3 separate regions of the Homo sapiens genome follow, and regions 1 and 2 are each linked to region 3. Evidence: read pairs that join two places in POLR2A ChIA-PET (ENCODE). Cell type or tissue: HepG2. All regions are shown on one strand.

Region 1 (8,000 bases), 58 kb before region 3:
AGATGAGACTCTCATCAATCCCAAGACCGAGTCCTATCCGGCTTAGGTGGATTGATTAGCACCACTTTCTAGGGCTTTGTACCCTTCATTTCTTCTTGCCAGCTCCATCTACCTAGACCCCTCTCTTTTCCAGTTCTCAGAAACTGGACCCTCTCTTTTCTCCCCAGAATTAAAGGGGTGCTGGATTCTCTTAGTCTTGCCTCCCTCCCTTGGCACATATGCCCACTTTGGTACTACTACTACTATGACCTCTACTAGTATTGCTGCCACTGTCTTCTCGTAGTCCTTCTAGTCCTTTACTACGACCCTGCCAATGCTTCTACTATTACTGCTGGCACTTCTTACTATGACCACCACAACCAGTACTTCTACTACTATTGCTTCTACTGCCTCTACTGCATCCCCCGACAAATCTCATCTTGAATTGTAATCCCCATGTGTCAAGAGAGGGACCTGGTGGGAGCTGATTGGATAATAGGGGCAGTTCCCCCCACACTCTTCTCCTGATAGTGAGTGAGTTCTCATGAGATTTGATGGTTTTAAAGTGTGGCACTTCCCCTTTGCTCACTCTCCCTCTCTCCTGCCATCTTGTGAAGGTGGTGCTTGCTTCCCTTTCGCCTTCCACATGATTATAAGTATCCGGAGTCCTCCCCAGACATGAGGAACTGTGAGTCAATTAAACCTCTTTTGTTTATAAATTACCCAGTCCCAGGTAGTCTCTTTATAGCAGTATGAAAATGGTCTAAAACATAGTACTTCTTACTCTATTACCACCAGTATTTCTACTGCAGTACTGCCACCAGGATTGCTTCTCTTGTTATTTATACTACTACCACTTTGCTACTACCGTAATGATGACTACATACTATTTGCAGCTACTGCTAATAGCAGCAAACGTTATGAATCACACACAATGGGCCAAAGACTGAGCTAAGCACCCTGTGTCAATTGATACAATTTAAACCATGGCAACAGACATCTGTGGTGTAATATTATTGACAAAAAGAGTCAAACTCTGTAAAATGTTTATTTTATTATTAAAAATTATTATGAAATTGAAAATTATTATTAAAAAGAGATTTATTCTGAGCCAAATAAGAGTGACCATGGCCCATGACACAGCCCTCACTCAGGAGGCCCTGAGAACACGGGCCCAAGGTGGTTGAGTGCAGCTTAGTATTATACATTTTAGGGAGACATGAGACATCAATCAAATACATTTAAGATATACATTGGTTCAGTCTAGAAAGGCGGGACAACTTGAAGCAGAGTGCATGTGGGGGCTCCCAGGTTTATAGGTAGAATAAAAAAATTTCTGATTGGTAATTGGTTAAAAGAGTTATTATCAATAGAAAGGAATGTCTGAGTTATGATAAAAGGTTGTGAAGACCAAAGTTTTATCATGCAGATGAAGCCTCCAGGCAGCAGGCTTCAGAAAGAATACATTGTAAGTGTTCCTTATCAGACTTCAGGTCTGCGTTGATGTTAAATAGGGGTCAGCTTTTCCTGAATCCCAAAAGGGAGGAGGGCTACTGAGGCATGTCTGACCTCTGCTTCCCATTATGGCCTGAACCAGTCTTTCAGGTGAACTTTGGAGTGCCTTGACCCAGAGGAGGGAGTCCAGCTGGTTGGAGGGCAGGGGGCTTAGAATTTTATTTTTGGTTCACAATATCCTCCCTCCTTTATTGATGGGGAAACTGAGCTTTGCAGAGGCTAAGTAACCTGCCCAAATTCATAGAGACAGTAAAAGACTGAACCAAGACCTCAACCAGCCACCTAACGACAGGGACCAAGTCTGAGATCTAGAACCTTTCTCCTTTGTCCTTTGTCTACCTTCAAGAGTATATCCTTGTCTTCTCTTCAGTCCTCTGGAAAGAATTACTTGAAGTCAAAGAAGGAAAGGGGGCCTACCTCTACAGATGTCTAGAATGCTGTGAGCAATGTACATAGTAGGTGTTCAACACATACTGTTTGAATAAATTGGATTCTAATGATAACCTTTTGAGGTAGGAACAAGGATCTTGATGTTGCAGTTGGGGACACTGAGATTTTCAGAAACGCTGTGGTCTAGCTAAGAGGTGAAGTTGGGACCAGATGCTAGAATTCAGTCCTTTCATGACCTCGAATACAAAGTGAACTGTCCGACCCGACCACAAAGTCTTCTGTGTGCATTGTACGTCACGGTTTGCAAAGCTCACACATCTGTTATTTAATTCTCACAACAGCCCTCAGAGGGGGTGATCGGTTCCACTGTAATGATAAGGAAAACCAGATTCAGAATGCTAAGGCAGCTTTGGAAGGGCTCATGGAGAGGCAGCAGCAAATCCAGGATTGAACCAACTCCTCCCTACTAACCCAAGGGTGGGAGCCTCCCAGCGAAGACTCCAAGAAGTCTCTCTTGGGACAGCCCACCGCCACTCCCTGTCCAGCCACCTCAGCCCCTAGGGTGGGCAAGCCCATGGCCCCAAGGGGTGGAGAGAACCGGTTATTTCCAGCCTGGTACTTAAGGGCTGGCCAGGGAGGAGGGAGGAGGGTGTGAGCCGGCTGGCAGGCTCTGTGCTCCCAAGAGGGTCTGGCCTTTGGCTGCTGAGAACTGGGCAGGGGGTCAGGAACTCCTGTCCAAGCCACCCAGGCCAGCTGAAGCTGGGCAGGTGTCCCAGGAGAGGGCAGGCCACTCCCTCCCCAAAAAGGCAGGAGTATGCAGCCAATATGCACACAGGCGGCTCATTCAGCCCCTGCAGCTCCTTGGCCCTGCCCTGGGCCGTGGCCCCCAGGCTGAGGCACTGCCCCTGCTGTTCTCGGGAGATGGAAACAGACAGCAGTTCTGATCAGGACCTGTGGGTCAGTGAAGAGCAAACACATCCTGCTCTGAGCACCGATTGGGTGCCATCCATCCTCTGCAGCTCTGTAAGGTGGAAATTCCCGCCTCCCACGGTTCCTCTCCCACTTGTGTGTGGAATGCGATCACCACGCTGCCTCCCTTTCAAAGCGCCCAGTGTTTCCTAACTCAGGACCTTTGCACATGCTGTCCCTATGCTGGGGGTACCTTTCCTTTGGCTTCTCACGTGACTGGCTCCTTTGTCTTCAGGTCTGACTGTAAAAGGTCACCTTTCAGTGGCATCTTCCCTAGCTCCCCTCACTCATAATTTTCCCCACCTCCCATGCACACACCTTGTCTCTGTCACCCTCCTCTACTTTCTCCTCAGCATTCTTATTTATTTATTTATTTATTTATTTATTTATTTATTTATTGAGATGGAGTCATCTTGCTCTGTCACCAGGCAGGAGTGCAGTGGCGTGATCTCAGCTCACTGAAACCTCCGCTTCCCGGGATCAAGTGATTCTCCTACCTCAGCCTCCCGAGTAGCTGGGATTACAGACACGTGCCACCACGCCCAGCTAATTTTTGTATTTTTAGTAGAGATGGGGTTTCACCATGTTGGCCAGGATGGTCTCGATCTCTTGACCTTGTGATCCCCTCTCCTCGGCCTCCCAAAGTTCTGGGATTACAGGTGTGAGCCATCGCGCCCTGCCCATATTTATTTTTTATTGATTTTTGTTTGTCTCTCTCCCCATAGGAATAAAGAATCTATTTTATGAACTATCAGGTCCCCAAGGTCCAGCAGAGGGCTTGACACATAGAATCAACATTTATTGAATGAATAGATGGAAGGGAAGTGAAGGCTCTTGTCCACCTTGTCCATGTTCTCATTGTTAAAGAAGGCATCACCAACATTGAAACTCGGGTCTGTCCGTCTCTAAAGAGGCCCCCATTTCACCTGTGGGTGTGCTCAGTGAGGACACCATCTTCCCTGCAGTGATTTTTTTTCTCTGCCCCAAAGGCACGTTCTTTATACATGGGGCATGGTGTCTCCTCCAACTTCCCATCACACGTCCTCCCGCCTCTGCTTGCATATCTCCAAAAGACAGGGAGCTCACCCCATCCACTGCAATATTAGAAAGTCCCTTCCAAGACTCTACGACCTTCAGAACAATGGAACGGGCAGTTCTTCACAATGTTCTCAAATGCTGAAGAGGAAGAATTGCTGTCGTTAGCACAAGGCTGTGGACTTGGACAATACACTTTTCTGTTTATTCATTGATTTTCTGAGCCCCAACCATGGGCCAGGGCTGTGGTGTCGAACTAGAGAGCAAAAGAGCCTTGGTGGCCGCCTTCTCGATGATGTGTCAGGTCCACTGTGGCCTTTGGGCCCTAGAGTGGTGGTGGCAGGGGGGTGATGGAGGAGGCATGTGGAGTGGATCAGATGCTTCTTGAAGTCGATAGTGCACACAAGTCACCCAGGGATCTTACTAGGATGCAAATTCAGGGACAACAAATCTGGGTAGAGGTTCTATGTTTCTCCTAAGCTCTCGGGGGATGGTGATACCACTGGTGCATGGACCACACTTTGAGTAGCAAGGTAGAGACTCAACTGACAAAAGAAGACAGTGAAGCCTAGAGCAAGTCAGGGACTTGCCTCGGGTCACTGGTCAGGCAGCAGGAGCTGAGAAGGGACGGCCTACCTCCGCGGGCCAGGGCTCTGGAATTCGTGGGGCAGGCTGGGCTGAGTATGCCTTTGTGAGGCATGGCATACCTGGACTCACCCGAGCTGCCCGTCCCTGCCCATGAATAGTGGGCCTCTTTCCTTCCTGCATAAGGCTTGGCGGGCGCAAGCCCACGGCCGCCCCCTCCCCTGCACACACACTTACACACACTCACACACCCCTGCCGGCTCAGCTGCCCTCCCTGTTTGGGGAAAGTCAACAAGAGCATTTGAAAAGTCTTTCTGTGTGGAGAATCTGTTTGTATAGGGGGAGGAAACGGAGAGCTGGCCAATAGGTAGAAATATTAATGAAGCTTGTTATAAAGGGCCCATTCACGGCTCTCCGAGTAAATAGGGCTCTTGTCGGGCTGCCACGTTATCTGCCAAGTTCAAGAATGTGGTTTGAAAAAATAGAATTTAAAGGGGTGAGGTGGAGCCTTCAATGGCTGGCCTGCTGGAGCTGGAGCCAACTCCAGGAGGAGCCTGTGCTGTGGGGGGCTGTGGCTGGGGACACTGGAGGTGCTGGGTCTTGTGGTGAAGGCTGCCTGGGAAGAGGGGCTGGTGAGGAGCCGCTGGAGTTCCGACTTAGAGAGAATTCCTGTCCACCGGTGTGGAATGCCCCGTGCCATTCCTTCCTCCCCTTGGTGCCTGGCACAGGGCTTGCAGATCCTCTGCTTAGCCCCCCAACCCAGTCTACCTTAACTCTCCTGCCTGGGGATTTGCCTCTTGGGATGTTGGTGGAGGGGATCTCTATATGGTAGGAGGAGGGCTTTGTAGTAATTCTTAGCCATAATGCTGTGCTATTCCACAAACCTCAGCCATCTTCTCCCACGCCCTTACGAGGTCCTACTTTATACATTCTTACCAGATGCTACATAAGAAAGAGCATAAGAGACTGAGATGTTTGACTCAGAGAAGGAAAGTGACCAGCTCAAGGTCACTCAGCAAGTGTGTAGCAGAACTGGGACTTGCTTCAACCAGTTTCCTGTTGGGTCATTGTTCCCGGCACTGAAGATAGTGCCTGGCCTGAGGGGCTGTCTTGTCATTTCACATGTACAGTGTCTTACTTTTAGCCCTGGACTTAAAGCAACTTATAAGCAAGGACCGTGTCTTATGCTTAGTTTTCCCCTGGCCAGCTGTGTGGTCTTGGACAGGTGACTTTGCCTCTCTGAGCCTCAGCTTCACCATTTGTAAAATGGGGTCATTGAGACCAAGCCCTCCTTTCCAGAAGACTCAGTGAGAGGATGTTGGTGAAGTGCCCAGTGCTATGCCAGGCCCTCGGTGGGTGGCCCAGGAACAGTGGCTGAGGGCACTTCTTTTTCTGTTCCAGCCCACAGTGCAAGGGTAGAGACTCCAGGAAGACTGTCTCCTTTACACTTGGACCCTAGAAGGCTGGTCTGTGCTGAGGGTCATAAGAAGCTGGTAAATTGAGAATCAGGGGTTTCTGCCACCCATGGCATTAGGCGGCAGAGATACATGTGTGTGTGAACTATCACGAGGGTCTGTCAAACAGGCCCTGCAGGAAGCCCAGGCAAGCCCGGGTGACCTTTCATCCTTTCCCCCAGAGAGCTGCACAGAATACACCTCTGTCAGACAAGGGTTAACCTGGGTGGGAGGGAATATTTACACTGGCTTTTCTTTGCAAATAAAAGTTGGTGGCTGGGTGGGGGTGGGGGGGTGGGGAGGGTCGGGGGGTGTCCCATAAAACAAAAAGGAAATAATCTATGCAAAAACTAAATGGAAACGTGTTTTAAAAGACTCTACCAAGAGCTTGCTGAGTGACCCTGAACAGTGGGGACTTAGGGAAAAGTTGACAGCATCCCCTTTAAGAAGAAGTGGTGTAGCATAGGTAGGGCCATGAGCACAGGCTTTGGGGCTCACAGACCGAGGTTAGAATGTGGGCTCTGCTCTTCTCTGGCTATGTGACCTTGAGCAAATCGTGGACCTCTCTGGGCTTCCATTTCTTTGATTTGTACAAGAAAAGAGAAGAGAGGGTTAAAGTATGTGAAGGTCCCTGGCACTTCATGGATGCTCATTAAATGTCAATTTCCTTTCCTTTCTGGGCCTCTTGGCAGGTCGAGGGGAAGTGTCTGACAGGTCTCACCAGCCAGACTGGAGAGAGACACAGCTCTGCAGGTCTCAGTGCCTGCACACCAGCTCAGTAGCCTGATGCTGACTATGCCCCTAGAGCCCTTTACAGTTTGTAAGGCATTCACCTACTTGCCGTTAAAGCCTCCCAAGAATCCCATAAGGTGGTCATGGCAGCATTTACTACCTTATGGTGCTGTGACTGGGAAAGGGTAAGGGACAAGAACCCAGTGCTCTGGGGCGGGGCCCAAGTCTGTCTTCATTCCTTCATTCCTTTAGCAAATATTGATTGAGGACTTGTTATGTCCAGGCACTATGCCAAGCATGGGAGATACATAATGAATAAAAATCGACACAGATGGGTGGTTGATGGATGGGTGGATGGGTGGATGCTGGTCAGATTATGGGTGGGTAGATGGATAGATAGATGGATGATGAATGGATGGGTGAATGGATAGATGAATGGATGATGGGTAGATGGCTGGCTGGCTGGATAGATAGATGATGGATGGATGGGTTGATGGATGGATGGATGATGGATGGTAGATGGATAATGGATAGGTTGATGAATAGATGGGTGGATAGATAGATGGATAGATGGTTAAATGATGGATAGGCAGATAAATAAATGAATGGATGATGGATAGATGGGTAAATGGATGGATGGATGGATGGATGGTGGATGGGTGGCTATGTAGATGAATAAGTGAGCGAAAGAAGGATGACAAGTCCCTTGAGGACAGAGCCCTGGTCTATTCTTTCCACCACTGGGTCCCCAATACTGAGGATGGTGCCTGATACAGAGGGATTAACACTTGCCATATGAGTGTCTTCTTTGGTTGAGTAGACTCAAGAACCAGGCTGCCTGGGAGTCTGAGACCCAACTCTGCAACTTCGTAGCTGTGTGGTCAAGAAGAAGTTACTCAATCTTAAGTGTCCTCAGTTTCCTCATCTACAAAATGAGGTTGACAATACTTTATAGGTTGTTGTGAGGATTAAATGAGTTAATACATGGACATCCCTTAGATCAGAGCTGTGCCTGGTGCACACCAAGTCCCACGTAAGCATTGGCCACATTGATCATTTTTATGGTTTCACATCTGTGCTCCCTCCCGTCTCCTGAAAAAGATAATAAATCCTCTTAAGGCAGGGCTCTGGGCTCTGGGTGCCCTGCCTACTATGCCTCCTAGTAAAAATATGTGTTGACTCTGTGGCTTCAGAGAAAGGAAGATCTTAAATCCAAAGCAGGGGCAAAAAAACTCCAGGGTACACATTCCACTGGGGCCAAGGGCACAGCTGGCCCCTGACTGAGGGAGGCAGGATGGCAGGACAGTCAGAGCCTTGGGCTGGGAGAGGAAAGGTTGCATT
Region 2 (8,000 bases), 76 kb before region 3:
CTGAGGATCTCCAGGTCCAATACCCTGGGGTGGGGTTGGGGAGAAAGCTCAAGTCCCTTCCCCTTACTAGGCCTCAGTCTTCCCAACTGCACAAGGGACATGCCAAATGTCTCTGAGGGTTCATCTTCTGCAGTTGAGTGGTTCTATTTCCCAAATTAGCATGGAACTTTATACACCCTTAGAGTTTATACATTCATAAGCAGTGTTTTACGAAGGGAGAAGTCAACAGCAGAGCTGGGGCCAGAATGGGGCCTTTGGTTCCTGGATCGCAGCTCTTTAACCCTCTTCTATTTACTACAACTCCTCTGGTATCCCCCACTGTGGAGAGCTGTGAGCCAGGCACAGAGGAGAGACAGGAAATCACACCGGTGGCCCCCAGGTCTCACCCAGGGCCAGCAGGCTTCGGTTGATGCTGTTAGCCTCAAGCATCAGCTCCCCACGGGATCCCGTGGCTGCTACCTTCTCACTGCCTGCCAGGTCCACAAAGCACAGCTTCCCACCAACAGGGGGCTCCCCAGGGTCCACAGAAGGCATCTGCTGGGCCTGAGGGATCAGAGCTTCATGGGGACTTGGGAGGGACCGTCCCCATCAAAGCCACAAGGTTATGGGACCAAGAGTTTCCATTATTAACCCCCATGCACACCCAAGTTGGTTTATATGTCCAGATACAGACCCTTGCTTGGTGGCCCCGGGTAAGCACCTTCCCAGGCTGGAGCACTCACAGTTTGACGGCTGATGTAAAGGGTGAGCAGGGCATGGCTTCGGCTGGAGGCCTGGTTCAGGGTGTGGGCTGAGTTCCTTCGACGGCTGAGACCTGGAAGGGAAAAACATCAGGAGCTGGACCTGGTAGGAAGAACAGGTCATCATCAATGAAGAAAAAGGAGCAAAGGAATCCTGGCGGAAGGGTCAGCCTCATGCAAAGGCAGGGAGGCAACAGAGTGGGTGTTGTTCAGGGAACGATGGGATGTTGGGCCCTGCTCTAGCAGAGATGGGTGGATGGAGGATAGAGAAAACTGAGCAGAAGAATGACAGTCAGATTTGCATTTTATAAACATCTCTCCCACTGCTTCGTGAAAGGAAGGGGAGAAACTGAGGCAGGAGATCAGCTGAGAGGTGTGGCACAGTGCTGGGGCCAGAATCCACAGTCAGCATCTCCAGTGCCTGCCAAAGGAGGGGTGCCCAATAAATACTTGATTTAAAAAAAAGAATGAGGCTGAAAGGGCCTTTAGGCTAGGCTAAGAGGTATGACCTTGATCCTCAGGGCCCTGGAAGGGTGGAGGGTCTGGAGGCAAAGAGAGATGGGGTTTGCAGCATAGAGGAGAATGGATGGGCAGGGGAGAGCCTTGAGGTGCAGAGACCACCAGGGAGCAAGAATGAGTCCTGGCGGAGGCCGAGGCCCTGGGCTAGAGAGGAGAGGGTGTGAAAGGAGTTTGGAAGGCAGAATTAGCAGGCCTTGTTGGCAGTGCGGGGAGGCCCTTGGGCCATGCCTTTGAATTGTGGTTTACTGGTCCTTCCCCACCTCCCCCAGGAATCATTTCTGAAGCTGCAGCTGCAGTCTGGGCCCCAAGTCCACACTCAGTGAACAACTGAGGAATGGGCACCCCTACCCGCAAAACTCCCCGCTGTCAGCACACACCCGTTTGCAAAAGTTCCATCAGGGCCTCCAGACTCCCAAATTCCACCACCCGCAGCTGCTCCACATAGAAGCCCCGAGTCTTGTTCCAGCGAACAGGGAGGGGCCGGGGAGACCCCAGGCTCAGCAAGTCCCGAACCTGGGAGGGGAGGGAGGAGGGTGAGGGAAGGGGATCTTTCTGAGTCCACCCATCCCCAGATCTTACTGACAACAGTCCCCACCGCCTCTTCTGTCCTTTGATCCAGGCTCCCTGGAAAGAAGCGCTCCGTTTCCTCATGGGCTGTCTTTCTATTCCTCTCATTCCCTTACCTGCTCATTGTAGATCTCCAGATAAGAGGCGCGAAGGGTGACAGGGGCACCCAGGTGCTGCACGCGGTCCAACAGCCAGGCGAAGGTCCTCTGCATGATGCCAGCCAGGCTGGGGGGTACAGGCACCCCCTCCCCCTAGGGGCAAAACCAGCTGAGCCATCGTCATCTCCACAGTAATAACTACCCTCTGTAGCGCATGTATGATACCGTGCGCCGGGAAACGTGCCAAGTTCCCAAACAATGGCTCATTTAATTCATAGTCGGTACTGTCACTTCCATTTTACAGATGAGAAAACTGAGAGCTAGGAAGGGGCCAAAGTTGAAGCCCAAATGCTCCAAATTGGGCAAGTCCCTTCTCTTTGGTCCTCAGCGTCCTCGTCTGCAAACAAGCGGGTCAGGCGGCGTCGTCCCAGCCCCTTCCCTCTGGGAGTCTGCGCCGCCTGCGGCTCCCCAGGGCTTCCAGCCCACCCAGCCCCGCCCCGCGGGGGCGCCGCCGGCGCTCGCTCACCTGGGGAGGGGGTCCAGTCAGGGTGTAGGTCTTCCCAGAGCCCGTCTGGCCAAAGGTGAAAACAGTGCAGGAGAAACTGCGGGCGGCAAGGGCGTGGCTGGACTCCGGCGGCTACCCGGGGTGGGGGCTGGGGGTGCTTCGGGGCCCCGCCAGGCCCGGCGCGGAGCGGAGGCGAAGCTTCACTCACCCGCGCAGCGCCAGCTCCCCCAGGCGCCGCACGCCGCACGCCCGGAACACGTCCTCCTGCGTGCGCGCCGCGTCTAGCACCGCACCGAAGCGGAACGCCACTTCTGGACCCCCGCCTGGAGGACTCACCTGGCGCGGGTGGGGCGGAGGAGCGGGGCACTCTGGAGGAGGGCGGGGCACCCTGGAGGGGCGGGGCACCGTGGAGGAGGGCGGGGCACGCGGGAGGAGGGCGGGGCACTCTGGAGGAGGGCGGGGCACCCTGGAGAAGGGTAGGGCGCTCGGTGAGGCACTCGGTGGGCGAGCACCCTGGGTTGGGGGTGGGGTGGGGGACACTCACTAGGGCCGGGGCATTCTGGGGAGGGTAGGACACCCTGGAGGGGCGGGGCATTCTGGGGGGGGCGGGCACCTTGGGTGGGCGGGCACTCAGAAGGGGCGGGGCACTCGCAGGGGTTGGCGCGGCGCACCCTGGCGGAGGGCTGGGCATCCTGGAAGGGAGGGGCACTCTGGGGAGGGCGGGGCACCTGGGAGAGGACCACTCCGGGGGAGCGCGGGGCCTAGGGCAAAGTTGCCTGGGGGAAGGGATCTGGCGTCCCCGGGATTTTTTATTGGGGAGATAGAGAGAGGGGTTCCTCACCTGCAGAGTCCGGGTCCCTGAGCAGTGCAGCACGCTCTGCTGCCCTCGACGCAGCTCGGCCGCGCTCATGGGACGTACCCTGGGGTCCGACAGAAGGGCAGATGGTACATCCTGATGTCTTCCTCGATCCTTGTCTCGCCCAGGTGCCTCCTAGCCAATTTATACCCACCTGAGCACCACCTGGATGGGCGTTTCCGGCCCCTCTGGCCCTTGCTCCAGGCTCCGCGCGAGATCCCTGTGGGCAGCAATGCGACTTATCATACCTGCACCTAGCGGCTGTTCAGGACTCCTCGAACCTGTCTGAAGATCTGCTTACCCGTCGGGTGACCCGCGTTCTTCCATGTCCTGCTCTGCACACGGAGTTAGCTCCGCCCGCGTCTCCTTTATTTACCCCCCACCAATACCCTCCCTTCTCCACAACACTGGGACTGTCTACACACATCTTGCATTCCCACCCCATCCCCCATCCCAGGCAGCCATCCATCCGGAAAGACTCCAGCTGCCCAGGGCTAGCTCGTTAAAGATTTACCCTTCCTCACCCCTGCGGTGGAGAAAGTCTCTCCCAAGCTAGGGGACCCCTAGCTAGGGGGTTCTGGAGTCTGAGGATCCCTTGCTCTTGGCCAGTCCTCACAAGAGGAACCCGTGGGACCACCCAGACCGGCCTCCTTTGTGCCCAGTTGGGGATACCTAAGCAGATAGGAAGGACTCAACCAAGGCCACAGAGCTAGCCTGCACAGGACCAAGCTTTTCCCACCCTCTCCACATACCCCCCACTCCCACCCCCAGCAGCTCAGCTCAGGGCCCAAGGAGTGGCACAGGTCTCAGTCAGCTCTAGGGACGACCTGGCTGGATTGAATCTCTGAGCTGACCTGAGAACAGGTTTCCAAGCATCTGGTAAAACACTGGGGCACCTGCCTCTCTAATGCCAAAGTTAATCCTAGGCCAGCATGATTGTTTAACCCTCTCCTGGTCTGGCTTATGAGAACAGCAGAGATGTCTGTGAATGTGCAGGGATGGGGCAATCACTTATTCTGTACCAGTCTCCATGCTGGGCACCAGGGCAGAGGAACCCCATGCAGCCCCTGACCCTTCCCAGCTCACAGTGTGTCTGGGGAGATGGATAAGTACAACCCAGCAGCGTGTAGGGCCTTTAGGGGGAGTACAGAGGCCTGTAGGAGCCAGTGGGGGTGGGGAGGAGGTGAGGGTATTCCAGGCAAAGCAAACAGGAGTCAGGATGGCCAGGGTGGGGTGGGGAGATGAGTGTGGCATGGAGAGGTAGTTTGAGGCTGGATCTAGCTTATGGTGGGCACATCAAGGAGTCTGGACTCACTCTTCAGGGAACCAGGAAGCCATTGAAGGGTTATAAACAGGGATGTGACACCATCAGGTTGGCATTGTTATTATTATTGTCATTCTGGCTGTCTTTGTATGTTCTCTGAATATTTCTGCAAACTCTCCGGCCCCCAAACACACATTAGGGTGAAAGCCCTAAAAATCACTTTTTCTCAATGTGACACATTCTATACCACCACAAATTACAGCCAACTATCAAAGCCACCCTGCTGGAGAATGGGCTGTCTTGGATGGCAGTGAGCTCCCCAGGCAATGGAGATGTATAAGAAAGAGCCATTTGACCTTTTGGTTATAGGACCCTCTAGCAGGGGCCACAGGGAAAGTTCTGTAGAACTAATAACCACTGCCCCCAGCTCTGCCACTAACTTGCCACAGTCTTGGCTTCTCTTGTTTCCTTCCTGTAAAAAGAGATTAATGACTTCTCTCCTATTTGACATAGTTGTTCTGAGATTTCAATGAGATGTGTCATTGAAAGTGAAAGTTGTAAATAATTACCTAAAAACAAAAATAAAAATTCCTAGATGATCTCTAAGTTCCCTTTCAACTCTGAAGTTCCTTAATCTATTTTTTGAGTCCTTGAGGTGGATAAGACAAAAATTACTATCCCTGTTTTTCAGAGGAAAAAAAACTGAACTAAACAGCGAAAGGCAGGGAAAGTTATCTAAGGAGAAAACAACAAATGGCAGAACTGAGAGTTTAAACCCAGAACTATGAGCTGTACATCCTGATGCTGCTTGCTATGGCAAGTTGCTTTTGTCAGGAGTAAACCCAGTAAATGAACAAGGTGCTCCTTTAAAAGCTGTTGAAAGTGTTAAAGACTATCAATCACTAGCATCTTAGTGTGCATTGGTTTAGTCAGATTGCTGGCCCTCCTCAGGCTGGACTGAGATGAGCCACGCTGAAGGGATTTTTGTTTTTTTTGTTTTGTTTTGTTTTGTTTTGGAGATGCAGTTTCTCTCTTATCACCCAGGCTGGAATGCAATGTTGCGATCCTGGCTCACTGCAACCTCCACCTTCTGGATCCAAGTGATTCTCCTGCCTCAGCCTCCCAAGTAGCTGGGATTATAGGTACTCACCACTACGCCCAGCTAACTTTAGTATTTTTAGTAAAGACAGGGAGGGTTTCACCATGTTGGCCAGGCTGGTCTCAAACTCTTGACCTCAGGTGATCCACCCACCTCAACCTCCCAAAGTGCTGGGATTACAGGCATGAGCCACCATGCCCAACCTTGAAAGGATTTTGATAAAAGTGCAGAAACAGGGGATATGTTGCATGCTGGTCAGTGGGGGCTTGTGCACCAGGCTTCCCAACCTGGGTCAGAATGTGTACATGATTTGATGTCCTTTGAATCACAAATGCAGGAGCAAAGTCCTGGTTCTGTTCTCTAACAGTGAGTGCAAACATCTGCTACCCTTAAATTGAACAGTCATGAGCAAGTTTTTATTAAGCCTCCTCTAGGTGTCAGGCAGGTTTCTAGGCACTTGAGATGCATACATTAGTGAACAAAACAGATAAAAATTCTTGCCCTTATGGAGCTTACCCTCTAGTGAGGTGGGAAAGGCAGATAATAAAAATAAGCATATAAATAACTTACATAGTATGTTAAAAGCTGAAAAGTGCTACGGAAATAGTATCACTCAGTGTTGGCGATGGCGAACAGGTTGTTGTTTATATAGTATAGTCATGGAATACCTCATTGAGAAGGTGACTTTTGAGGAAAGACTTCAAGGACGAATGTGAGTTAGTCATGCAAATATTTGGGGGAAGATTATCCTAGGCAGAAGAATTGTCCGATGCAAAGGTCCTGAGGTGGAGTATGACCAGTGTGTGTTCAAGGAATGGAAGAAGGCCAGGGTGGTTGGAACACAGTTAGCAAGGGAAGAGTGGGAGACAAAAGATCATAAAGGTGGCTGGGTGCAGTGGCTCATGCCTATAATCCCAACACTTTGGGAGGCCGAAGTGGGCAAATCACGAGATCAGGAGTTTGAGACCAGCCTGACCAACGTGGTGAAATCCTGTCTCTACTAAAAATACAAAATTAGCCAGGCATGGTGGCACAGGCCTGTAATCCCAGCTACTCAGGAGGCTGAGTCAGAAGAACCACTTGAACCTGGGAGTCAGAAGTTGCAGTGAGTCAAGATGGCACCACTGCACTCCAGCCTGGGTGACAAAGCAAGACTCCATCTCAAAAAAAAAAAAAAAAAAGAAAAAGATTATAAAGTTAATAGGAGCCTGGTTATGTGCAACCTTGTAGCCCACTTTAAAGATTAAATATAAAGAAATATCTAGCACATCTTAAGCTGCTGAAAACCAAAGACAAAGAAGAAACCATAAAAGCAGCCTTAGGGAAAAAACCATAGCCTTCAAAGTAGCAATAAGAAGACTGACAACTACTTTTGAATAGAAACTATGGATGCCAACAGACAATAGACAGTGTATCTTTAAAATGCTGAGATTAAAAAACAAAAATCAACCTGGAATTATATGTCTAGCAAAAGTATCCTTCACAAATGTAGGTAAAATAGACATTTTTGAACAAACAGAAGCTGAGAAATTCACCTCCAGTTGATCATCACTACAAGAAATACTGAAGGAAATTTTTATATGTTGAATGAGATAGAGCTCAAGGAAAAAATAAAGAGCATGAGAAAGAATAAATATAGGATGTATATAAAATCATTTTGAGGCCAGGCACGGTGGCTCATGCCTGTAATCCCAGCACTTTGGGAGGCTGAGGGGGGTGGATCACCTGGGGTCAGGAGTTCAAGATCAGTCTGGCCAACATGGTGAAACCCTGTCTCTACTAAAAATACAAAAATTAGCCGGGCATGGTGGTGGGCGCCTGGAATACCAGCTACTAGGGAGGCTGAGGCGGGAGAATTACTTGAACCCAGGTGGTGGAGGTTGCTGTGGGCCGAGATCATGCCACTGTACTCCAGTCCGGGTGACAGAGTAAGGCTTTGTCTCAAAAAAAAAGAATCATTTTGACTGTTTAAAAGAAAGTAACACTAACTTTTTGCTACCATTATAATATATATAGAAGCAAACAGACATTACACTAGAATAAAGGATAAGTGGAGTGAATGGAGTTAAACCATAGAATTGTAGCATTGGTTCTTCAATTGTTTGGGAAGTGATAAAAGTACTAACTTAAGGTAGACTGTAGTAGTTCAGGGATGTATAGTGACATCTTTAAGGTAACTATCACAAAAACAAGAGTTAAAACTAAGAAGCTAATAGAGAAAAATGAATTAAAACTACTTGACTGATTCAAAAGAAGACAAAAAATGAGATATAAAGTCACAAAGATGTCGGGTACGGTAGCTCACACCTGTAATCCTAGCATTTTGGGAGGCTGAGACAGGTGGATTGCTTG
Region 3 (8,000 bases):
TTTTCTTTTTTTTTTTAGAGACAGGGTCTCACTCTATCACCCAGGCTGCTGTGCAGTGGTGTGATCACAGCTCACTGCATCCTTAATCTCCCAGGCTCAATTCATCCTCCTGCCTCAGCCTCCCAGGTAGCTGGGACTACAGGCACGTGCCACTATGTCCGGCTAATTTTTTCACTTTTTTTGTAGAGTCTGGGTCTCACTATGTTGCCCAGGCTGGTCTTAAACTCCTGGCCTCAAGTGATCCTCCTGCCTCAGCCTCCCAGAGCGCTAGAATGACAGGCTTAAGCCACTGTGCCTGGCCTAAAGAAGCTTCCGATTCGATAACCCATCAAGTTTATGAGCTGCTTCCACAGGCGCGGTGTCTCCTTTAGGACCTCATGAAAACTGGTTGAGGAGGGCAGGCTGTGTGTGTTCATCCCTGCCCCACAGATGATCCAAGAGGGGTTGGAAAGAGATAAAGGACCCCGCCAAAGGCTCCCAGCGTGTTCCTGAAGGAGCTGGGATGCAACTTGTGGTCCCTGACTTCTGGCCAGGGCTGAGGCTCTTTCTGCTCCTTCAGCCCTGACTACTGAGGACAAGGGGAAGACACCAACCTGCCCGGGTGACATCCCTGTCTCAGGCCCCATGCTATCCCCTGTCCCCACCCTAGGAGGAACCCGGAAGCTGGTAGAATCTTTGTCCACTGTGTAGCAGATGGCAACCTGGTCACTTCTTCACCAGATACCAGAATAATGTAATGGAAGAGGCATCTTTGAACGGTGATGAAATGAACTCTCATTCTTTCTGGCCTCTGCTGTCTTCCCTTGACCCCCATATATATCCAGGATCTAAGCCCAGCAGAACAGAAGCTCCAGCTGCCCAGGAGAAGAGCTTAATTGTCCCCCATCCAGGCACATGCAGACTTGGGTTCAAATCCTGACTCCACCCCTTTTAGCTCTGTGACTGATCCATGCTGAGCCTGTTTTTGTAGAACATAAGATGATAATAGCTCCCACCTCTGGTGGGGAGGGTGGCCTGAAAATGTGCGTAAATTTTATTTGCATATAAAGCTGTAGTAGAGGCTGGGCGTGGTGGCTCACACCTATAATCCCAGCACTTTGGGAGGCCGAGGCAGGCGGATCACTTGAGGCCAGGAGTTCGCCAACATGGTGAAACCCTGTCTTTACCAAAAATACAAGAATTAGCCAGGCATGGTGGTGTGCGCCTGTAATCCCAGTTACTTGGGAGGCCGAGGTAGGAGAATCCCTTGAACCTGGGAAGTGGAGGTTGTGATGAGCCGAGATCATGCCACTGCACTCCAGCCTGGGCAACAGAGTAAGACTCTGTCTCAAAAAACAGCTGTAGTAGAAATGAAGTAATTTGGGCTATCTTATCTAGTTTTGCTGAGTGACTTTGAGGAAATTCTTTCCTCTCCCCAGGGCTCAGTCTTCCACTGAAATAGGGTGTTGGGACAGCTCTCCCCTTAGAAATGACTGTGGGACCTTTCAGTGTTTGAGAAAGGTGCAGTGGCTGTGTCTGCATGTGCAAACCTGCTCCTCGGGGTTCAGGGCACGAGAGCAACTGGCAGAGGCAGAGACAGAGTTCTGGGCCCAGGCCTGCCAGGAGTTGTAGCTGCTGAGTGAGGAAGCTCTGTGGGAGCCCCAGGAGGGGGGAACATGGAAAAATTGAGCTTGGCCCTGGGTGAGTTGGGGCGGGGAGGCCGTGGTTCACAGCCCTGCACAGAAGCTGCACAGAAGCCCCACGCCTGAGAGGAGGCGAGTCAAGGCCTTATTTATTCACGATCAGGCCACTGGCATTTGCCCGTGCTTGCACTTTTTGCAAATGTCCCCTCGGGAAGACGCCGCTAAGGGCCTGGCCCACACCACGTGCTCTGTGACTATCTATCTATGAAATGAACAAAAGAATTTGATCCTTACGAAATGCAGGTCGTCCTGACTCCCAGGCGGGGTTCCTTGAGGTTACCCAGAACTCTCCTGCCAGGGAGATGAGGAGGCCATGTGGACTGCAAAAGAACATAGGCTTTGGATTTGGGACAACCTGGATTTGAACCATTCCCTTATTCAGCCATCCATTCATTCTTTGCACAATTGTTAACTGAACGTCCTGTAGATGCCTGGTGCTGTATGACCTTTGGCAAATCACTTAACCTCTCTAAGCCTCAGTTTCTGCCTCTATAAAATGGGGATACGGTGCCACCTACCTTTCCAGGGTCGTTACATGGATTCAGTGAGATGCGGGGGTCGGGGGGAGGGGAGTAAAGCACATATGAAACCTGGGTCCTGGTAGATTGTCATGGCTGTGATTGTGGACTGATGGTGGGTGTTGAGGTGGGGACTTTGGTGCACTGAGAGAACTGGGAGGGTCTGGACATAGTCTCACATTTGCTTGGAGAACTGTGCTATGAAAATACTAACCTGGGGTTAGTCGGTGGAGCAGGGACAGCAGGGAGCCTGAATGGATAAGAGTGTCATGACACATGTCAGCTAGACAGCGGGGGTTTGGGGGAGGACTGCCCCCATTTTTTTTTTTTTGAGACAGAGTCTTGCTCTGTTGCCCAGGCTAGAGTATAGTGGTGCGATCTCAGCTCACTGCAACCTCCGCCTCCTGGGTTCAAGCAATTCTCCTGCCTCAGCCTCCTAAGTACCTGGGATTACAGGCATGTGCCACCATGCCTGGCTAATTTTTTGTATTTTTAGTAGAGACAAGGCTTCACTATGTTAGCCAGGATGGTCTCGATCTCCTGACCTCCAGGCAGGGCCCAGACTCACTGGGGAGAGTTAAAGGAACAGACTATTTACGGAGGGGTGGACAGCATCAAGGGAACCAGCAGAGGCAGGTGAAACACAAGGGGCCTGGAAACTGCAGGAAATTGTTACCACACCCAGACCAGAAGGTCCCAGGGAAAGATGTTCCCAGAACCCAATAAGAGTTAAAACCTTGAGCAGGGGTCTCCTCACAGAAGCAGGGGCCATGGGCGAATACAGCTGCAGCCAAATTATAGCACAGCAGAGAGGGCACAGGGAGAGAAATATACCCTGTCCTCCCTTCTGTGCACTCTCTTCCTGGGGTCTCCCATTGGCCAAACCCAGCTGGAAGCCAGAGGTCAAGGAAGGCCGGGGTATAATCTGTAGAAGTCAGCTTCCCAGGGCACGGCACAGATCTGGGGAGTAAATGGAGAAGAACCAGCATGCATATGCCATCTCAGAATATGGGTATTACATTCCCATTTCACAGCTGGACAAACTAAGGCCCGGAGGCCCAGGGAGATTAAGTAACTTGCTCAAGGTCATACAGAGCTGTACTGATGCCAAGAAGCTCTGTTCCAGCAGGTCCTTCCCAGGACAGAGGCTAGGGAAGTCTGGGTGCCCTGTGTGAATTCTTAGGAATAATCATGAGCTCAGATGGTCAGAGATGGGAGAGCCCTTTGAGGCCCCCTATCTACCCCCAACAGGTTACAGACACAGAGTCGAGGCCTAGAGATCAAAAGGACATTGCTCAGGGTCACATGGTAGGTAGCAGCACACCTAGGATCGGACTTTGGTCTCCTAAACCCCAGGCTTGTAAAACCTCTCATTGCTTGGCAGGCAGAGGCTCTTCCAGCTGGACACAACGGTGGACTTGTTCCGTAGGATGGGGTTCCCCTAGATCTGGCTGTCAGAGGCCAGGACCCTTGGGGGAAGCCCCGAGGGGTCTGCTTGGTTGTTTCCATGGCTCTGTTTGCGTACGCCTGGAGCCCAGGCCTCCTCCACCTCCCCCAGGCAGGCCTGAGCCCCCGCTCTGCTCCCCCTCAGCTCCAGGCCCTCTCAGAGGCCCCGTTGTTTGCAACGCAAAGTGGAAAATCCCACCCCGGCCTCGTGAATCATCCCAGAGTCACCCGCTCAGGCTTCAGGCCCTGGAAAGAAATGGCAGCGTTTTTCCACTGCGGAGAGAACAGGCAGGGTCTCGGATCAGGGGAGAGGGGCCAGGGGGCACCCGTGCTCGCCACGAGCAAAGTGGGCACTGAGTAGGGGAGGGTCCAGCCCGTGGCTAGCACTGGGCAGCCGGCGGTCCCCACCCAGGTTGAAGGTGGAGTGAAGGGATTGGCCAGGCCCGAAGCTGGGGCCGCCCCGTCAAGGAGTCCGCCTGTGGGCTGACATCACCAGGCTGGACCCTGGGTCCTGAGTGGCACTCAGAGTCTGCTCTGCAGATGTGGTGGATGAGGTCAGACTCTATCCTGGATGCCCCTATTTCTGGGGCAGAAGACATGCCAAGAGGGAGTGTCCAGGCCTCTGCAGCTGCAGCCCCACCAGGGTCCATGAAGGAGCTGCACCCACGGAGCCTGTTCCTCCCCGGAGTCCTGGACAAGCCCTTCACCCTGCTGGGTCTTTGCCTTCTCTGTGAGATGGGAAGAATCTCGCTTTTCCTCTTCACTTGATAATGTAGCAGAGGAAATTACCCCCACCTTGGCTTTCCGCAACTCAGGAAATGCCAGTGCCAGGAAGTTTCCAGGATCTTCATTTCACAGATGTCCAGAGAAGAGAAGGGACTTACTCAAGGCCATATACCTAGTTAGAGTCACACTCAACCAAGATTGTGTGGCAGCTGCCCAGGGTAGGAGAACAGGTCCAGTGGTCCTGGGTTTGAATCCAGGCTCTGCCTCTTGTTAGCTGTGTGGCACTGGGCAAGTCACTTTTCCTCTCTGAACCTCTCTCTGGTTTCTTACCTGTTGAAACGGCATGGTATACCTACAGTATGCTTCGTCTCAGCCCCCTGCTTTTTCTTTAATTCTGGGTCCACCTGGGACAGTTGGGTCAAGGAGGGCCTTCTAAGAAGGGACATCTTTTGCTGTCCCCTAGAAACAGATGTGAAGGAGGATGGCTTAAAATTTTGAGTTGAGGACGTTCCAGAAGCTTGCTTCACAGAAATAACAGCTAACATTTTTTTTGAGCATTAATTGGGTGCCAGACACCAGGATTAGCACTTGTTATAGATTATCTGTCGGCTAGGTGCTATTATTAACCTCATTTTACAGTAATAGAAAAAAGGCTTGGAGCCTGGAAATAGCTTTGCTCAAAGCCACCCAGATAGTAGGTGGGTGGGGGGGGGTGCCCTATGTGAACCCAGGCCCGTGGTGTTACACCATACTCTACTGCCCAGAGACAGCTGGAGAGGAGAAGTGGGTAAGACTGGCACCCAGAGTCCAGAACCCACAAAACCAGACAACCCCTCTACCCACCCCTGGAACTCTGCCGCCAATTTGGCCAGAGGTCTCTGGATGCTCAGAGGTAGCTGGGACTTGCCCGAGGTCACAAAACAGACCCTCCTCCTTCTGCTCAGGGCTCTTGCCCAGTGACCTTGGTACCCATATCTGCCTGTCTGGATCTCTCCTCTGATTTTTATTCATGGACGAGCAAGCACGTGGTGTTCACAGGCCAGAACTGTGAGCCGAGACTGCCCAGCATGAGATCTGGATTAATTACCAGCCAAACCAGACTGGGTTTTCAACACCGATTTTAACTCTGGGCAGGAAATCTGGAATCTCATTGATGGTTATTTGAAACAAATGAATTCCCCAGGCCTCACACATCCTCGAAAGCCTGGCTTCCTTCAAAGGCTGCAGGCACAGTTCTTCACATCAGGCGCTTAGTTAATCCTCATTTACTCCTTCGAGGTAAATGCAGTGGTAGCTATTGGACCCATCTTAACGGGGAGCATCTGAGACTCAGATAAGTGGGAGGAACTGCAGGAAGTGTGCAGCTATTAAGTGGTAAAGCCAGGATTTGAACAAAGATCAGCTCATCCTTCAGTAAGTCTGCTCGGCTGCCTCCCTTCCTGTGTAAAGAGAAAAGAGATGAGGACACACAGATGCTCCTTAAATGCTGAGCTTCAGGGTTAGGTTTTTCACTTGTGGGAAATGGGGAGCCCTTAAATGTTGTTGAGCAGGGGAGGGCTTTTGGAAGGTGAATGAGGCTGTGTGGAGGAGGACTGCAGAGGGGAGGGAGGAGAGAGTAGAGGCAGGGAGACCACTGAGGGGGCTGCTGCCGGTTCTTGGGGAGTGGTGATGAAGGCTGGACCATGCTGTGGCCATGGGAACAGATAGAAAATTTGAGTGCCAGTTACATACCAGGCACCGTGTTAACATTTATCATCTCTCATGTCATCCTTGGAATCCCATGGGGAGTGTTTTATTGCCTCCGTTTGTATGGGCACAAGCTGGCTAAAGACTTGTGCATTTTGTCAGCGGCAGGCAGGGATCTGAACCCAGGCATGTCTGATTCAAAAACCCATGCCATGCTCTGTGTGCTGTGCTGCCTGTTTGTGGGGCAGAGATACTTGGTGTGACCTTGGCCAAGTCCCTTCTCTGTTCTGATTCTGCAGAGAATTTGGCTGAGCTCTGAGGTTTCTGGCTGTTTTATTTTATCAAACGTTTGGCTGAGCCCTGGGGATAGGCAGATGACTCATATCCCCTTAGTTCCTTTGAGGAGACTGTCATCTGATGGGAGACACAGGCTTCTAAGCAGATAATTCCCCAAGTAAGATAGCGGTCTTTAAAATAGAGGAAAAGAAGGGACTTTGTCCAACTTGGGGAAGGTTTTCTGGAGAAGGTGACACCCTAAGTTAGCTGGGTGATAAATGATGAGGGCGTCAGTGACTGAATAGTAGCTATGAAAGCCCAAAAGCCCCAAAGAGCATGAATTTCTCAGGGCAGGGACCTCAGGGGACTCCTCCTCTTAGCCGCGGACTATCCATGCCCACAGCTGCAGGCGGGATTGTTGAATGACTGCTTGAGCCCATTCTCTGCTGCCAGTGGGCACTGTCTAATGCTGTCTTCTTGTTTTCTCCTCAGGGTCCCCCTGGGCTACCTGGGCTACCTGGAATCCCTGGTGCACGTGGGCCTCGGGTGAGTTATCTCACACTGTCCTTTGGAACTCTTGGTGGCTCTTTGGCCTGCGTCTCACTGCCCCTGAGGTCTCGGGTTTGCTGTGTGTCCTCAGGTTCTTCCCTCCCCCTCTCTGGCACCCATATTTGGCTTTATCCATTTGGAGTGGACTTAGGGCTCTCAAGGGTGCTATATGGACAGATATGGCATGGAACAGCAATGACCTCTTGTAGGTCTCAGTTGTCCATTGGGGATATCACCCTTTGCAGCCTGGGGTGGGGAAGGGGCTCCAGAAGATCACATCCCTTCGGCTGGTGAGCTTCAGTGTTTGGCCAGGAAAACTGCCTTGGGGAATATATGACCCTTGCATCCCTCTTCCTGTTTCTGCAGGGCTCTCCTGGAGTAGGGGTGCGGACATAGGTACCTGGAGGGGCCATGCGGGGAGGAGTTGAGTTCCTCCTGCTGGAGAGAGGCTGGGGGACAGCTTGGCAGGCTGCGGTGGCTGACTGAGCTAGCCCAAGCCCGAGAGGGAAAATAGCTCCTATGTGATGTGCCTGGCACCTTCTTTTATGCTGCCTTATTTGACCTCTCATGCCCACCCCAAGTTCCCATGGGACAGTGAGATCATTCTCATTTTAGAGATGAGGAAACTGAGTAGGAAATGGCAAAACCAGGACTGGAACCCAGGCTCTTACCCATATACTGGAACCCTTGGAGATCCCCTTAGAGGGAAACCTACCTGCTTCCCTTAGAGGGCTGAGACCAACAGCACCCGGCATCTGTGCCCAGGCTGAATCAGCCTTTCCCACGCTGGGTGCCTGGTGAGGCCCTGGCAGAGGTAGCTGCCTGGGGCATATTTTTAGCTCTGAGCCCAGCGAGTGGTTCTGGTTATGCAATTACCCAAGCCCTAGTTCCCTCCAGACCTGGCCCTGTGCTCCCTGGGCCCAGGGCTCTGGAATCTGCCATCTGAAGCGGCATTTCCTCCTGGCTTCAGAGCCTTCATGAAGCACGTGCCCTCTGGGGACCACATAGATATCACAGACGCTGCTAGCCCATGGGACCTTGCAGCCTGGGACCAGGATGAGGCCGTTGACCTAGGCAGCCTACTCCCTTCCCCAACCTCCTGAGCCCCCAAGCCTCT

The links. ChIA-PET counts read pairs that join two places held together with the same protein. Peaks named below come from ENCODE experiments on the same cell type or tissue, not always from the same donor. Only the 100,000 strongest peaks of a DNase experiment are listed, where the experiment ranks them.
Region 1: POLR2A ChIA-PET joins it to region 3 with 60 read pairs; 3 of 35 experiments call an interaction of 5 or more read pairs at or near these places.
Region 2: POLR2A ChIA-PET joins it to region 3 with 26 read pairs; 3 of 35 experiments call an interaction of 5 or more read pairs at or near these places.

What each region holds. Positions count from the first base shown.
Region 1 is chr9:114,113,674-114,121,673 of GRCh38, forward strand. No RefSeq gene overlaps it. Among named protein-coding and RNA genes, the nearest start is that of KIF12, 18 kb to the left of the region's middle. RefSeq lists enhancers at 1-236, 5,996-6,290. In HepG2, no CTCF peak of the experiment used is centred here; DNase peaks (open chromatin) are centred at 2,158, 4,148, 4,738 and 6,108; H3K4me3 peaks cover 1,099 bases.
Region 2 is chr9:114,095,665-114,103,664 of GRCh38, forward strand. KIF12 (kinesin family member 12) reads right to left here and starts at 3,628. Exons shown (of 19, transcript NM_001388308.1): 1 at 3,587-3,628; 2 at 3,440-3,505; 3 at 3,271-3,349; 4 at 2,638-2,765; 5 at 2,451-2,526; 6 at 1,943-2,077; 7 at 1,637-1,772; 8 at 723-814; 9 at 387-543. The coding sequence starts at 3,612. It overlaps LOC124902251 (a long non-coding RNA gene), which reads left to right and starts at 2,691. Exons shown (of 2, transcript XR_007061740.1): 1 at 2,691-2,774; 2 at 3,414-5,155. RefSeq lists an enhancer at 3,417-3,952. In HepG2, a CTCF peak has its summit at 504 (motif pointing right); DNase peaks (open chromatin) are centred at 506 and 3,727; H3K4me3 peaks cover 1,250 bases.
Region 3 is chr9:114,171,465-114,179,464 of GRCh38, forward strand. It overlaps COL27A1 (collagen type XXVII alpha 1 chain), which reads left to right. Exons shown (of 61, transcript NM_032888.4): 4 at 6,827-6,880. Among named protein-coding and RNA genes, the nearest start is that of COL27A1, 20 kb to the left of the region's middle. In HepG2, a CTCF peak has its summit at 3,471; DNase peaks (open chromatin) are centred at 3,497 and 4,137.